Regions from separate parts of the Homo sapiens genome. Here regions 1, 3 and 4 are each linked to region 2. Evidence: chromatin contacts called from ENCODE Hi-C or POLR2A ChIA-PET data. All regions are on one chromosome and are shown on one strand. The core of a region is the stretch at or near the end of the contact, and the rest is flanking DNA. Distances in the headings are between cores, read along the strand shown.

Evidence for each region. Hi-C counts contacts between places; a loop is a spot of excess contacts on that map. ChIA-PET counts read pairs that join two places held with the same protein, here RNA polymerase II (POLR2A). Pooled maps may share reads with other maps.
Region 1: a loop to region 2 is called in a pooled map, with 6 times the contacts of the local background. The contact joins the promoter of IP6K2 here to the promoter of ELP6 in region 2. A Hi-C loop is called at or near these places in 5 of 50 pooled maps. POLR2A ChIA-PET finds 5 or more read pairs at or near these places in 3 of 52 experiments (GM12878, H1 and activated T-cell).
Region 3: a loop to region 2 is called in a map of naive thymus-derived CD4-positive, alpha-beta T cell, with 8 times the contacts of the local background. The contact joins the promoter of PFKFB4 here to the promoter of ELP6 in region 2. A Hi-C loop is called at or near these places in 1 of 168 maps with a recorded cell type or tissue (naive thymus-derived CD4-positive, alpha-beta T cell), 3 of 37 single-sample maps with no recorded cell type and 8 of 50 pooled maps.
Region 4: a loop to region 2 is called in a map of CD4-positive, alpha-beta T cell, with 7 times the contacts of the local background. The contact joins the promoter of WDR6 here to the promoter of ELP6 in region 2. A Hi-C loop is called at or near these places in 1 of 168 maps with a recorded cell type or tissue (CD4-positive, alpha-beta T cell) and 4 of 50 pooled maps. POLR2A ChIA-PET finds 5 or more read pairs at or near these places in 1 of 52 experiments (SK-N-SH).

What each region holds. Positions count from the first base shown.
Region 1 is chr3:48,715,890-48,718,983 of GRCh38, forward strand. IP6K2 (inositol hexakisphosphate kinase 2) reads right to left here and starts at 1,332. Exons shown (of 6, transcript NM_016291.4): 1 at 1,268-1,332.
Region 2 is chr3:47,512,236-47,515,775 of GRCh38, forward strand. ELP6 (elongator acetyltransferase complex subunit 6) reads right to left here and starts at 1,477. Exons shown (of 7, transcript NM_001031703.3): 1 at 1,302-1,477. The coding sequence starts at 1,355. RefSeq lists enhancers at 892-1,001, 1,332-1,441.
Region 3 is chr3:48,554,798-48,558,209 of GRCh38, forward strand. PFKFB4 (6-phosphofructo-2-kinase/fructose-2,6-biphosphatase 4) reads right to left here and starts at 2,006. Exons shown (of 14, transcript NM_004567.4): 1 at 1,884-2,006. The coding sequence starts at 1,980. RefSeq lists enhancers at 2,409-2,498, 2,629-2,718.
Region 4 is chr3:49,005,671-49,008,709 of GRCh38, forward strand. It overlaps WDR6 (WD repeat domain 6), which reads left to right and starts at 1,721. Exons shown (of 6, transcript NM_018031.6): 1 at 1,721-1,861. The coding sequence starts at 1,762. P4HTM (prolyl 4-hydroxylase, transmembrane) reads left to right here. Exons shown (of 9, transcript NM_177939.3): 7 at 107-197; 8 at 394-517; 9 at 1,017-1,483. The coding sequence ends at 1,237. RefSeq lists an enhancer at 499-1,487 and silencers at 1,626-1,675, 2,216-2,395.

The sequences.
Region 1 (3,094 bases), core at 82-2,581, 1.2 Mb after region 2:
AAAAAATTTTAAATGACAGTTAACAGTTTAACTTTTTCTCAAAAAAAAAAAAAGTTACTAGGCCATCAATTTGCCTATTATGTCAAATGTGATAAAGTATTCATTTGGCCCTTTCTAACTCTGATAGTGGCTAAAGTTAAAACAACACCCTGAAGCTTCTCTTTAAATACTTAACACCCAAGTTACACGATGCAATTATACAAACCCCACAGCAACAACCTATATAAATAAGCATCTTAGTTCACTTAAAATATTACCTGGCTACAACTGCAAATACAGCAAACATTTTAAACACTAGAATTCAACAAAATTACTGTAATCATGGTCCTCTATTAAAAATATCATAGAACCGATGATCTACAACATTTTTGTTACCACGTTCCAAAGTGCCAGTACTTTTTCTTAAAACTATTCAAGATGATTTTTTGTTCTGTGTACATTCTGCTACGGAAATGTTTAATTCCAAGCAGTGACTAGTTCTGTTTTCCCTGGTATTTAAGAGCACTGGATTTTACTGGTTTCTACATTTTATTTTCACTCACTTTTCTGCTAGTGTAGCTTAGTTGATATATGAGAACGAATACAATCCTAAAATGAAATAAGCCATTAGGATGCAAAAGACAAAAGCGGTCTGTAATCAAACGTAAAGAGTGGAAATATCACTATAAAGGTGTCCTCTTATCCATTTAAAGGCATTTTTTCTATAATAAGGTTAAGTGTGTAGATTCCCTCATCGAACACCATCTGACGGGCCCAAATGGCATTCAACACTCAAAATGGCTGCACATCTGCCGACCCCAGGTAACAGTACCTGAGGCGCTGAGCTGACTCCCTATCCAAAGATCCGGGAAGACCCCTCCACCCGCCAAATATCTGGGGAGATCGTGGCCGCCAATGACCTGGGGAGACCCCTCAATGACACCGTAGATCTTGCGCTTCCCAAGACCCGGGGAGATCTCAATGACCAGGAAAGATCCTGCCCTCCCCCAAACCCGGGAGACCCCCTCCAATGACCGGGGAGGATGCTGGACCCCCAAAACCACGGAAATCCCTCCCCCAATGATCAGAAGAAAAACCCTCCTCCCAAATGACCCAGGGAAATCGAATCCACAGGGACCCCGGGAGATTTCCCCCACAATGACCACGGAAGAAGTCTTTCCCAAATAACCTGGGAGACTCCAATGATCAGAGATCCCGTTTCCCAGTAGCCTGAAAAAATCTCCCTCAAAGCTCCTCGGGCACTAGGGCCATAGGACGCGAGCTTTACCTGCCGCCTCAGCCGGGTTCCTCGGCGTTTCCGTCCTATTGTTTCTCTCGCACCAAAATGGCTGCGGCCAGGCCGAGCCCCGCCCCCTGCACCTCGCTCCCGGTGCCCCTCACTATTGGCTCGTCCTAGGAGCTGCGCACGCGGACTGGACAGCCTGAAAGGCGCTGTTGCTAGGGTGCCAGGATTCGCTGCAGCAGCTTCCGGAAAAGGCGGTGACTGGGGGCGGGGCCAGAGAGGGCGGAGCATTGTCCTCCGTCTGGGAGGGTGGGCCGGAGGTCTGACGGGCGGTTGGGTGGATAGACTAGCTGCGGGCCGATGGACAGCAGGATACCTGGGAAACAGATGGATTGACCAACAGTCTTGGTTTGTTCAGTAGTGAGCGATTTCGCAGGATGCAGGAATTTCAATGCTAACACAGAGACAGTCCACTACAAACTGGGAAGTTGGTCACTCTAGCAGATGGACAGAAGACTGGATGTGAATAGACGGAAAGAGGGACAAAAGAGTGCCTGTAGACGGTGGACAAAGAAATGGTTATAGATACAGACAGACAGATTATTAGATATGGAAGGGTGGACAGAGAAGTGGCCATAGAGTTTTCTGGGGACTGGTGGATGACCCAGTGCCCAACCCAGCTCCCACCAAGCACCACACCACAGGGCTTGTCTGAGGCTCATTTGTCTTGGGCCTGTGTTGGACAGAAGGGCTCTCACCTGAGTGAATGTCAGCATAGCTGTGAAAGGCAAAGGAGAGGGTTAGTGCCACTGAGAATGGGCAGAGCCTCCTACCTGATCTCTGCTCTTTCTGTAAAGGAGAACAATGTTGCAGCCCTGTGTACTGGGCATTTGCAAAGGTGTAAATTCACTCATACACTTTTTAATTCAACAAGTATTTATTAAGCACTTACACTCGGTATTGGAAATACAGCAGTGAACAAAAAAGGAAAATAAATAAATATCCCTGACCTTATAACAGTGGATAGGAGAGACTTCTGTGAGCAGCTCCTCTCACCTTAGCATGTGGTTTCCAGGGCTCCATGTCCTCCTGGTTTCCTCCAGTCTCACCAGTTTCTCATCTGTGTGTTTTCTCTTTGTCTACACTCACTCTTCCAAAATCTTATCCAGGCTCATGACTTCAAATGCCACCTACATGTCAATCACTCCTAAAAGTGTTTGTCCAGTCCAGACCCTTCCTGAGTGGCAGATTCACTAGTCCCACTGTCAACTAGACATCTGCACTCTGACTTCCAGTTGCTGGCATCTCAAACGCAACTTGTGCTACCCTAACACTGGCTCATCCGCCAAACCTACTTCACCCCACTTTCCCCAAATTGAGTGATAGCATCTCAGCCCTTCTTATTGCTCAAGTCAAACACCTCAAAGTACCCCTTGACTACTCTCTTTCCCATCTATATTCAGTGCACCAGGAAGGTCTGCTGTCTCCATCAGCATCATCTACCCAGAATGAAATCACTTCTTGCCACCTCCATACCTTTCACTGAGTCCAAACTGCCACCATTTCTCTTGAGTGCAATGTCACAGCTGCCTCCTGGTCTCCTCTTGCTGCCCCTGATGCCTTCAGTCTGTTCTGCACACATCAGCCTGTGAATACATGAGTCAGATCCTCCCATTCCCTGCTCAGAACCCTGGAGTACTTCCTCCCCAAGGGAAAACCAGAGACATCAGGACCTTCATAATTCCCTATCACCCCCCCGACTGTATCTCCCCGGCCAGCTTTTGGCCTTGCTGCTCAATCTCCCAGTGTTCCTCACACATCACACCCCATGCACTCTCCTGCACAGTGTATGAGTTATGGTTGTTCCCATGC
Region 2 (3,540 bases), core at 227-2,726:
AGATTATGAATAAACCAGGCTGGGCGTGGTGGCTCACGCCTGTAATCCCAGCACTTTGGGAGGCAGAGGCGGGCGGATCACCTGAGGTCAGGAGTTCCAGACCAGCCTGGCCAACATGGTGAAACCCCGTCTCTAACAAAAAATACAAAAAAAAATCAGCCAAGTAATTAGCCCGGTGTGGTAGCGCACGCCTGCAATCCCAGCTACTTGGGAGGCTGAATAAGGAGAATCACTTGAACCCGGGAGGTGAGGTTGCAGGGAGCCGAGATCGCGCCAGTGCACTCCAGCCCAGGCGAGGGAGCGAGACTCCATCAAAAATAAATAAATAAATAAATAAGCCAAAAGATACACTCCTGAAAGAGGTTACTCCTACGTTAAAATGTGAAAGGTTTCAAGGTACCCCGGAGTGTGAGGAGGGTGGAGAGAACAGGCCAGCCTGGGGTGCCCAAGACGGACTTGGTCCAAGCCAATTTGGCTCTGTCCTGCTTCTAACAGTTCTATTAGAGATCACAAGGAGGAAGAGTAAGAAGAACAGCAGCGTTCAATACAATGTGCCAATTGCTCCGGGGCGAGGTGGCGGTTAGGAAGCTCGCCCATGAAGACGGCGGCGAAACGAACTCCCCTCTCCTCTCGGGCCTATTCTGCAGTCTCCTCTGAGCGCCTGGGACCCCCCACCCCAGTGAACATGCACAGCGCGCCACAGTTCACGTCCGCGAATATAACCCAACCCCACTGTCGGCCATGCTTCCCAGGTACTTTTTTTTTTTTTTTTTGAGGTGGAGTCCCGCTCTGTCGCCCAGGCTGGAGTGCGGTGGCGAGATCTCGGGTCACTGCAACCTCCGCCTCCCGGGTTCAAGCAATTCTCCTGTCTCAGCCTCCCGAGTAGCTGAGATTACAGGCATGAGCCACCACGCCCGGCTAATTTTTGTATTTTTCGTAGAGACGGGGGTTTCACCATCTTGGCCAGACTTGTCTCGAACTCTTGACCTTAGATGATGCACCCGCCTCGGCCTCCCAAACTGCTGGGATTACAGGGGTGAGCCACCGCGCCCGGCCGCTTCCCAGGGACTTTTAAGGACACGCACAGCCGTTGAGAATATGCGAGATGGCCCAGAAGCCCACTTTCGGCGGGCCCAAGCCTCCAGTCCAATCCCCGGGTCGATCCTCTGCGGACTACAACTCCCAGGTACCCCGTGCCGGGTCGTCGCGCCATTCCCCGGGGTCGTGCGCACCGCCTCCCGGATGCAGTATTCCGCTGCCCTGCCAGGTCCCGCCCCCTTCCGGCCAGCGGGACCTCTTACCTGCTCCGCCCTGTCGGGGGTGGTGTTAAGCAGGTTATTAAGTTCCACGAACATTCCGAGCTCCTGGGACTAGCGCTCTGGAGGAGAACCCGGAGTGCTGCAGAGACGACGGAGGCTGGAGAGCAAAACACACCCGACAGCCCGGCTCGCGCAAGGAAGCGCGCATGCGCAATGCCACTTTTGCGAGCCAGCCACAGCCAATGAGGCGGGTGCCTCGATGGGACCGCTGCGCACGCGCGTAGACGTCCGTCGAGTCCCAGGTGGTAGGAAACGATGGGCTTCTCTGTGCGACTGCCAGCGGCCTCTGGCGGCTCATTCCGCGCAGATCTGCGTGGCGCCCGAGCCCTCCCAGTGGGCCCCCAAGGCTCCACGCGACCGAGTATTCTTCTTCCCTTGGCCTCGCTCTCTGCCCAGCCCCGGGCTCCTTTTCTCCACACGTGGCTGTCAAGCGCCTTCTGTATGCCCCACACTCCTGGGAGCTTGGGCTACATCGATGAACAAAAACAAAGGACAGGGAATTTATTATTATTATTATTATTATTATTATTATTATTATTATTTAATTGAGACGGAGTCTTGCCCTGTCGCCCAGGCTGGAGTGCAGTGGCGCGATCTCGGCTCACTACAGTCTCCGCCTCCTGGGTTCACGCCATTCTCCTGCCTCAGCCTCCCGAGTGTAGCTGGGACTACAGGCGCCCGCCACCACGCCCGGCTAATTTTTTGTATTTTTAGTAGAGACGGGGTTTCACCGTGTTAGCCAGGATGGTCTTGATCTCCCGACCTCGTGATCCGCCGGCCTCGGCCTCCCAAAGTGCTGGGATTACAGGCATGAGCCACCACGCCCGGCCGACACGGAATTATATCTTGAAAAGTTGTGTGGAGAAAAGCAAAGTGGGATTAGAGAGTACCAATGGGGGCAGGGGTAGGTTCCAGAATTAAAGAGGTTGTCAGGGTGGGTCTCACTAAGAAAGTGTGGTTGCGGCTGGGCGCGGTGGCTCACACCTGTAATGCCAGCACTTTGGGAGGCCTAGACGGAGGGATCACGAGGTCAGGAGTTCGAGACTAGCCTGGCCAATATAGTGAAACCCCCTTCTCTATTAAAAATACAAAAAATTAGCCTGGCGTGGTGGGGGGCGCCTGTCATCCCAGCCACTCGGGAGGCTGAGCCAGTAGAATCGCTTGAACCTGGGAGGCAGAGGTTGCAGTAAGCCGAGATCACGCCATTGCTCTCTAGCCTGGGCAGCAGTGTGAGACTTCGTTAAAAAACAGTGTGGTTGCAACACGCCCTGTATGCCTGTCCTCAGAGCCTTTATACTAACTCTTCCCTCTTCCTGGAATGCCCCTTTTCCCAGATATTAAGCTGATTTTAAAATTCCCCACTTCCTTCAGGTCTCTGCTCCGATGTCACTTTATTCGTGAGGCCTTCCCTGAGCACCTTACTTAAATCACAAACTGTCCCTTTCCCAACACTTCTTTTTCCTTGCTTTTATTTTTTTCCATAACATTTATATCTATTATACCGTATATAGTTTTGTTCTAGCCCAATCAGCCTCAGATCAGTGGACAAACCTGTAATTCCACCAAAGTCAAGTTTATTGACAGTCACTAAAATAATTGTTATATGATTTGGGAAAGAGTCGAATTCAGGTGAAATTTAAGTGAACCGGTGTTTGATATGCTCAAAGCACAGCACAGCTGTGTGTGGAGTCCTAATCTGGCGTGGACTGCAAAGGGGACCCAGGGTCATTTCTGTGGAAACTACAAGGTTAAGATCGATGTGGAATGTAATCGTTAGCTGAAGCTCTGCACCTGGGATGGAAATCAAGGCTGCTTCTCTGTGTCAAAGGGATGTAGATCCTTCAGCCAAGAATGAGATGTTTCATGCTTATTGAAATGTGAGAAAGAGAAAAAAAAATTGGCCTGACACTCACAGCTAGGTCTTGGTGTTCCTGTTGAGCATAAACAATTTCATAAAACACCAACATCAGACTGATTGTGACGGATCAAGACAAAACTAGAACACTCCATAATCATGTTGAACACAAAACATGTACATTGTCCAAGCCACAACCAAACATCTCATTTCCCAGCAAATAAGAGTACCACTTCTTTACCAATCTCTTTAGCCTGATACAAGTTCTTTTTTTTTTTTTTTTGGCCTGATACCAGTTGTTTATCACATACTGGCTTTGCAAAGATGCCTCCCTGTAAATAAGATATATCAGGGTACCTAATCATA
Region 3 (3,412 bases), core at 756-3,255, 1.0 Mb after region 2:
TCCCAACACTTTGGGAGGCCAAGGGGGGCAGATCATTAGAGATAACGAATTCAAGACGAGCCTGGCCAACATGGTGAAACTCCATCCTACTAAAAATACAAAATTAGCCGGCCATGGTGGCGCATACCTGTAATCCCAGCAACTTGGAAGGCTGAGGCAGGAGAATTGCTTGAACCCAGGAGGTAGAGGTTGCAGTGAGCTGAGATAGGACCACTGCACTACAACCTGGGCAACAAGAGTGAAACTCCGTCTCAAAAAAAAAAAAAAAAAAAAAGTCCAGGTCCTCACTCCTTTCCCCTATGTAGTAATAGCAGCCACCCCCCTAAGTCAGGACCACACAGCCCTAATAACACAGACTGGCTCAGCCTCCCCGCCTCCAGAAGAGTCTCAAAGGAGGGGTGGCCATAGCCCTCAGGACTGAGTGTGCATTATAGACAGCACAGCCCCACCAGGACCTACATCACAATCAAAGCCATGAGTTACCACGACTTGGTCTGGTCAGAAACATGGCCTTCCCCTGCCAGGACTCACAGTGTGGCCAGAAATACACACACCCTTCCCCCAGGACTCATATCATGATCAAAGCCATGGCTCCAGGCTGCTGCAGCAGGATGAGCACAAAGAACTCTCCCCTTGCTTATCATACATAAGCAGAGGCAGGATCACAGGGAGACCCAGGCATGTCACTCAATCTCCTGATCTCCATTTCACTGTCTGTTAAACTAGATGTTCTCTGAGGTGCTGGACAAGCTGCAAATTCATTACAATGTTTCAGTTACTCCTAAAACAAATCTTTCTTTTCCTGGTAATAAAAAAGTTGCAGGCCAGGACCCACGCCTGTAATCTCAACACTTCGGAAGGCCGAGGCCAGAGGATCCACTTGAAGCCATGAGTTGGAGACCAGCCCAGACAACATAGCAAGACCCTGTCTCTACAAAAAAAAAGAAAAAAGAAAAAAAAAAGCTGGGTGTGGTGGCGCACCTATAATCCCAGCTAATCGGGAGGTTGAGGTGGGAGGATTGCTTGAGCCCAGAAGGTCGTGGCTGCAGTGAACTATGATCGCGCCACTGCACTTGCTCCAGCTTGGGCCACTGAGCGAGACTCATCTCTTAAAAAAAAAAAAAACTGCCAGCTCATTTAAGGACAGGCAGAAACTCAAGGAAGCGGTTTAAACACCTGGGACCCTAGGAGAGGTGAGCCCCTTAACAATTCCATGAATTTCAGCATTCTCCTAGCTGTTTCACTCTCCAGTTTTACTGTACACCCATGACCCCAGGTGGATACTTACATGTCCCGGGACACAGACACAGGCCCACACGGCATACTTTTCTGTCTCTATCCTGAGCACATCTCTGCTGAAGTTCCTGCCCAAGCTCAGCTTTAAGGCCAAGAGGCACCCTTCCTCCTGTTGGAAAACTAGCCCACCTTTGAAAGTTCTGGGCTCAGAGAGGCCAAGTAATTCACCTAGGGCCACACAGCTCAGTTCCAGTCCAACAACCCGGCCCACACTCCTTGGCCAGGAGAGAGGGAAGGGCCTGGGGTGCCCACAGGGTCCTCCCCAGACTGGGGGCGATGGGGATTGGAGAGGGAAGCGAGGGGGCCAGAGCCCTCCCCGAGGTGATGGTGGCCAGACCTAGCCACCGCCAAGCCGATATGCCCCCACACACCTGTCCCCGCCCCCTGCTCTGCCACACCTGTCTCTGGCCCACCACTGTCACGACCGCCTCACCTGTCCCCAGCAGCCTCCCCAGTCACGGCAACCTCACCTGTCCCCGGTTCCCCATCTGTCTCCCGCCCCTTCTCCATGCGAGACCCCCGCCCAGGCCGCCCTACCCACCCATCCCGGTGCACCTCCCACCTCCTCCCAGAGGACCCCGCCTCACCACCGCGCTGGCAAGCGTGCAGAGCGGGCCGCCCATTGCTGTATGGCATCCAGATCTTCTTCAGGGGGTTCTGTGTCAATTCCCGTGGGGACGCCATCCCGGGGCCGGGATGAGTCGGACTGCGCCGCTTCCAACCCAGCAGCCGGGCCACCTCGGGCCACCCGAGGTCCCGCCCCTTGGGCCCCGCCCCTCCTCAAGCCGCGACAGCCCATGTCTATCTTCCCGCAGGTCCCGCCCCAGAGTGAGTAGGCTCCGCCCCAGCTGAAAGGGGCCCGGCCTCCGACCACGCATGCCCAACTCACCTACCCGCCCGTTTTGGAACAAGTGGGCCCAGTTCTTCAGGCCAGGATCGAGAATGCGCATGCTCAACTCCGGATTGTACTGGTCCCGCCCCAGTTCAAGGCCCGGATTGTGCAGGCCCGCCCCGGATGCGCAAACTCAGCTCTCCCAACCTGCCCGCGCTGATTTGCATAGGCCCCACCTACGGGCTCCGCCCTGGCGCTGCATCCCTGAGCAGCGGCACGCGTGAATTCTGCTACCTCCTTGCTAGGGAGCCCAGGGCCCCCAGGAGGGAGGGGTTTTCATGCAGTGGGACGAGGCCTACGTGACCCGCACGGCCAGGTTGGTCAGAGCCGACAGGGGCCAGTAGGCCTGCAGTCCCAGCCGTCAACTCCGCTGCGCCCTCCTGCCCCTCCTCGGGGTCCCCCTTGACTGCTCCGAGCCCCGGGACTCTTCCGCCGTCCATAGGAGCATGCTCAACCACGCTGGAAAAGCTCTTTTACCTCATGGATAGAGACTCAAAACACATTTCAATATTGTTCCTCTTTCTTTGCTTTGGCTGCTGGGAGCAAATGCGTGGGACTTTTTTTTTTTGAGACGGAGTTTCGCTCCTGTTGCCCAGGCTGGAGTGCAATGGCGCTATCTTGGCTCACTGCAACCTCCGCCTCCCGGGTTCAAGGGATGCTCCTGCCTCGGGTTCCCAAGTAGCTGGGATTACAGGCGCCCACCACCACGCCCTGCTAATTTTTGTATTTTTAGTAGAGGCGGGATTTCACCACGTTGGCCGGGCTGGTCTCGAACTCCTGACCTCAGGTGATACGCCCTCCTCAGCCTTCCAAAGTGCTGGGATTACAGGCGTGAGCCACCGCGCCCGGCCGTGCGTGGCACTTAGTAACCAAGTACTTTGGGTACTCACTAAGCCCTGGGAGTATCTTAATCGTCTTTCCAGAATTTCATTTTTTACAATTTTTTTTTGATTTTTAGTATTTTGGTTTTTTTAACTAAAGTTTTACATATTTTTTGAAAATAATATGTTAATAACATTTTCTCTTCAGGAAAATGGGATGTGCACATTGTCTATCTTACAGTATTACAGTATAAATTAAGTATGTCAATCTCTAAGAAATTCATTTTAAAATACGTTATGGTTGCCTTTTACTATATTTGTATCTCCCTCTTGTCTTTGAAAATGCACTGGGGACAAGGAACAAGGGAGAGATCCAGAAGTTCCTAAACCCCTGGCTCACTTT
Region 4 (3,039 bases), core at 471-2,970, 1.5 Mb after region 2:
TCCTGGTCCCTGGCAACAGGAACCTGGGCAGCTTATCCTGCCCACAGGTAAGCCCCTGGGAGCATCCACAACTGGGGACCTGCTCAGTGCCCCCCCTGCCTTACAGCTACATGACAGTGCTGTTTTATTTGAACAACGTCACTGGTGGGGGCGAGACTGTTTTCCCTGTAGCAGATAACAGAACCTACGATGAAATGGTAAGGGTCAACTGGGCTATTACTCTTGTGGGCTGGCAGGGGCTTAGACAAGTGAAGTACACACCTCTCCAGGTCTAAGGATGTGGGCCCAAATTATTCCTTGGGCATATCTGGTTGGTTTCCCTTTGGTCACCCTTGGCTGGCCTGGCCATAGAGTGGGGACAGGTTGAACACCCCACCACCCTGCTGCCCACAGAGTCTGATTCAGGATGACGTGGACCTCCGTGACACACGGAGGCACTGTGACAAGGGAAACCTGCGTGTCAAGCCCCAACAGGGCACAGCAGTCTTCTGGTACAACTACCTGCCTGATGGGCAAGGTGAGGGCCTATGGCCAGGCCTGGGGGGGGTGCCCTGAGTACAGCTTCCCTTTACCCAGCCCCCGTCTGCCACAATGGAGGGCTGTTTCTGGCTGCTTTCCAAATAGTTTTCTGCTCCTGGTGCCTCCCAAAGGCCATCCTTAGTGACTTTAGCAGACTGCCCCAGGACCTGTACTGCTTATTGGGTTATATCCATCCCTATCATTCCCTGATGCCCCAGCCTTCCTACTCCCTGGGGCTTGGGACACATGTCCCTTGCTAACCCAGGATGGGAAGGGATATGGACAGGCCCAACAGCAAGAAAGCTGGTTTCAGAGGGCCAGTAGTGTTGACTATACATTAGTGGGCTGAGATGAGGAGCCTCCAAGGAAGCTTTAGGTCTGGGTGTTTGCTACACAAGGAATGCATAGCTGGACCCACCTTGGTCATGCTCTTGGTGCCTATGAGGCCAAGCTCTGGCCAGCCCAGCCTAGGATCTCACGTCACCCTCCTCTTCTAGGTTGGGTGGGTGACGTAGACGACTACTCGCTGCACGGGGGCTGCCTGGTCACGCGCGGCACCAAGTGGATTGCCAACAACTGGATTAATGTGGACCCCAGCCGAGCGCGGCAAGCGCTGTTCCAACAGGAGATGGCCCGCCTTGCCCGAGAAGGGGGCACCGACTCACAGCCCGAGTGGGCTCTGGACCGGGCCTACCGCGATGCGCGCGTGGAACTCTGAGGGAAGAGTTAGCCCCGGTTCCCAGCCGCGGGTCGCCAGTTGCCCAAGATCAGGGGTCCGGCTGTCCTTCTGTCCTGCTGCAGACTAAAGGTCTGGCCAATGTCTTGCCCCACCCCGCCAGCCGCGATACGGCGCAGTTCCTATATTCATGTTATTTATTGTGTACTGACTCCATCTGCCCCGTCAAATAAAAAACCACAAGGTTCGAGCCGCCGGGCCCGACAAACTCCGGGTCGGCGAAACAGAGTCCGCGATAGGTGCAGCGGGCTGGCAGCTGGGAGCGCCCCGCAAGCGTCACGTGAGGGGGCGAGGGGCGGGATGCCCCTCCGCGGGCCCCGCCAATGATGAGCTGGATTGCGTGGGACGAAGGGTCGTCATTGGACAACCGCCGCGGGCGCCCTGGTCTCTGCTACCTGTAGCTGAGGGCGCTGTTGATGGGCAGCGCGGCGCGCTGGGAAGGCTCGTTCTCGCGAGAGTTCAGCTCCCTTCTTAGCCGTGGCTGCCTCAGCACCTCGAGGATCGACATGGACGCTCTCGAGGACTACGTTTGGCCGCGGGCAACCTCGGAGCTTATACTCCTCCCAGTGACGGGTCTGGAGTGCGTGGGGGACCGGCTGTTGGCGGGTGAGGCTTGGCTTGAGGCACGCCTGGTGGAAAGGGGGAAAGAAACAGCGCCTCCCAGGGGCGGTGCCACAGGGACAAAAGGGGTGCCCTGAGGAGAAGGACGGGCAGCAGGTTGAGGCCGATCGGAGGTGGGAAGGGAGCCCCGGAGATGGCGGGGACGAGGGCCAACCTGAAGAGGGCGGGGCCCGAGAGACAAAGCTGATGTGGCCGCCGCGGCGCTTCATAAACTTCAGCCCGCGTGGAAAGGGCGGGTGGAACCGCGGGAGGGTGCAGGGGAACGCGGCCGCGCGGAGGCGGAGGCGGAGGCCCGGGAGCTGAGGGTTGAGGGGGTGTGCTCCCTTCTAGGAGATGGGCGGGGGCTTGGCCTCTCCGAAGGAGACGGGGCCGAGCTGGGGGGGGCGGAGGGAGGAGGAGGAGGAGGAGGCGGAGGCGGCCCCGGCCCCTCAGGGGGTGTGGCCTCTTGGGGAAGGCGGGGCCGGGAGAGGGCAAGGGTGTGGCCTCTCGAGGGCGGGATGAGTCTCTTCCCCCTAAGGTGGGGGTGAAGATCCTCTGAGGAGGGTGGCGTCGCGGAAAACGGCGGATAAGACCTTTCCGAGTAGGGGGCGGTGCCCGGGGAAGCAGGGGCTGAGACCCCCTCCTGAGATGGTTGAGGTCCAGGAAATCAGGTGTGGAGGTCCCTCCAAGGAGAACCGGGTCGCAAAGGACAGGCGAGGCCTGGGACCTGAGGTGTCAGAGTCCAGGCTGGTCTCGAACAGTCATTACATGAAGCCACTAATGACCCATGTTGGTGCTGCTGAGTTGTATAAGGGTCCTGAGGCAGGGCCTTGGCGGTCAGGCCTTGAGTGAGTTGCCACCAGTCCTAAGAGGGTGTGTGTATGGGGTGGGGATGATCCAGTTTTGATCTGGTGTGGGGGTTCTTGGAGCGCGGAGTTCCTACCGCGAGCTAAACTCCTAAGGCTCCTTGAGGGGGAACAACGAAGCAGAAACTCAAAGAACCACAAGAGTGAACTAGGAAAAGGGGTGAGTTCCTGGCAAGAGGGTAAGCATGCCAAAGGCCTTGAGGCTGGAAGAATCTGTCATTTTGGGGGAAGGAGGGAATTCTTGTGAAGTTAGAGCAGGAATGGAGTCTGGGAGGAAAGGAAGCTGGACAAGCGAGCAGAGGCCACATTGTTTCAGGC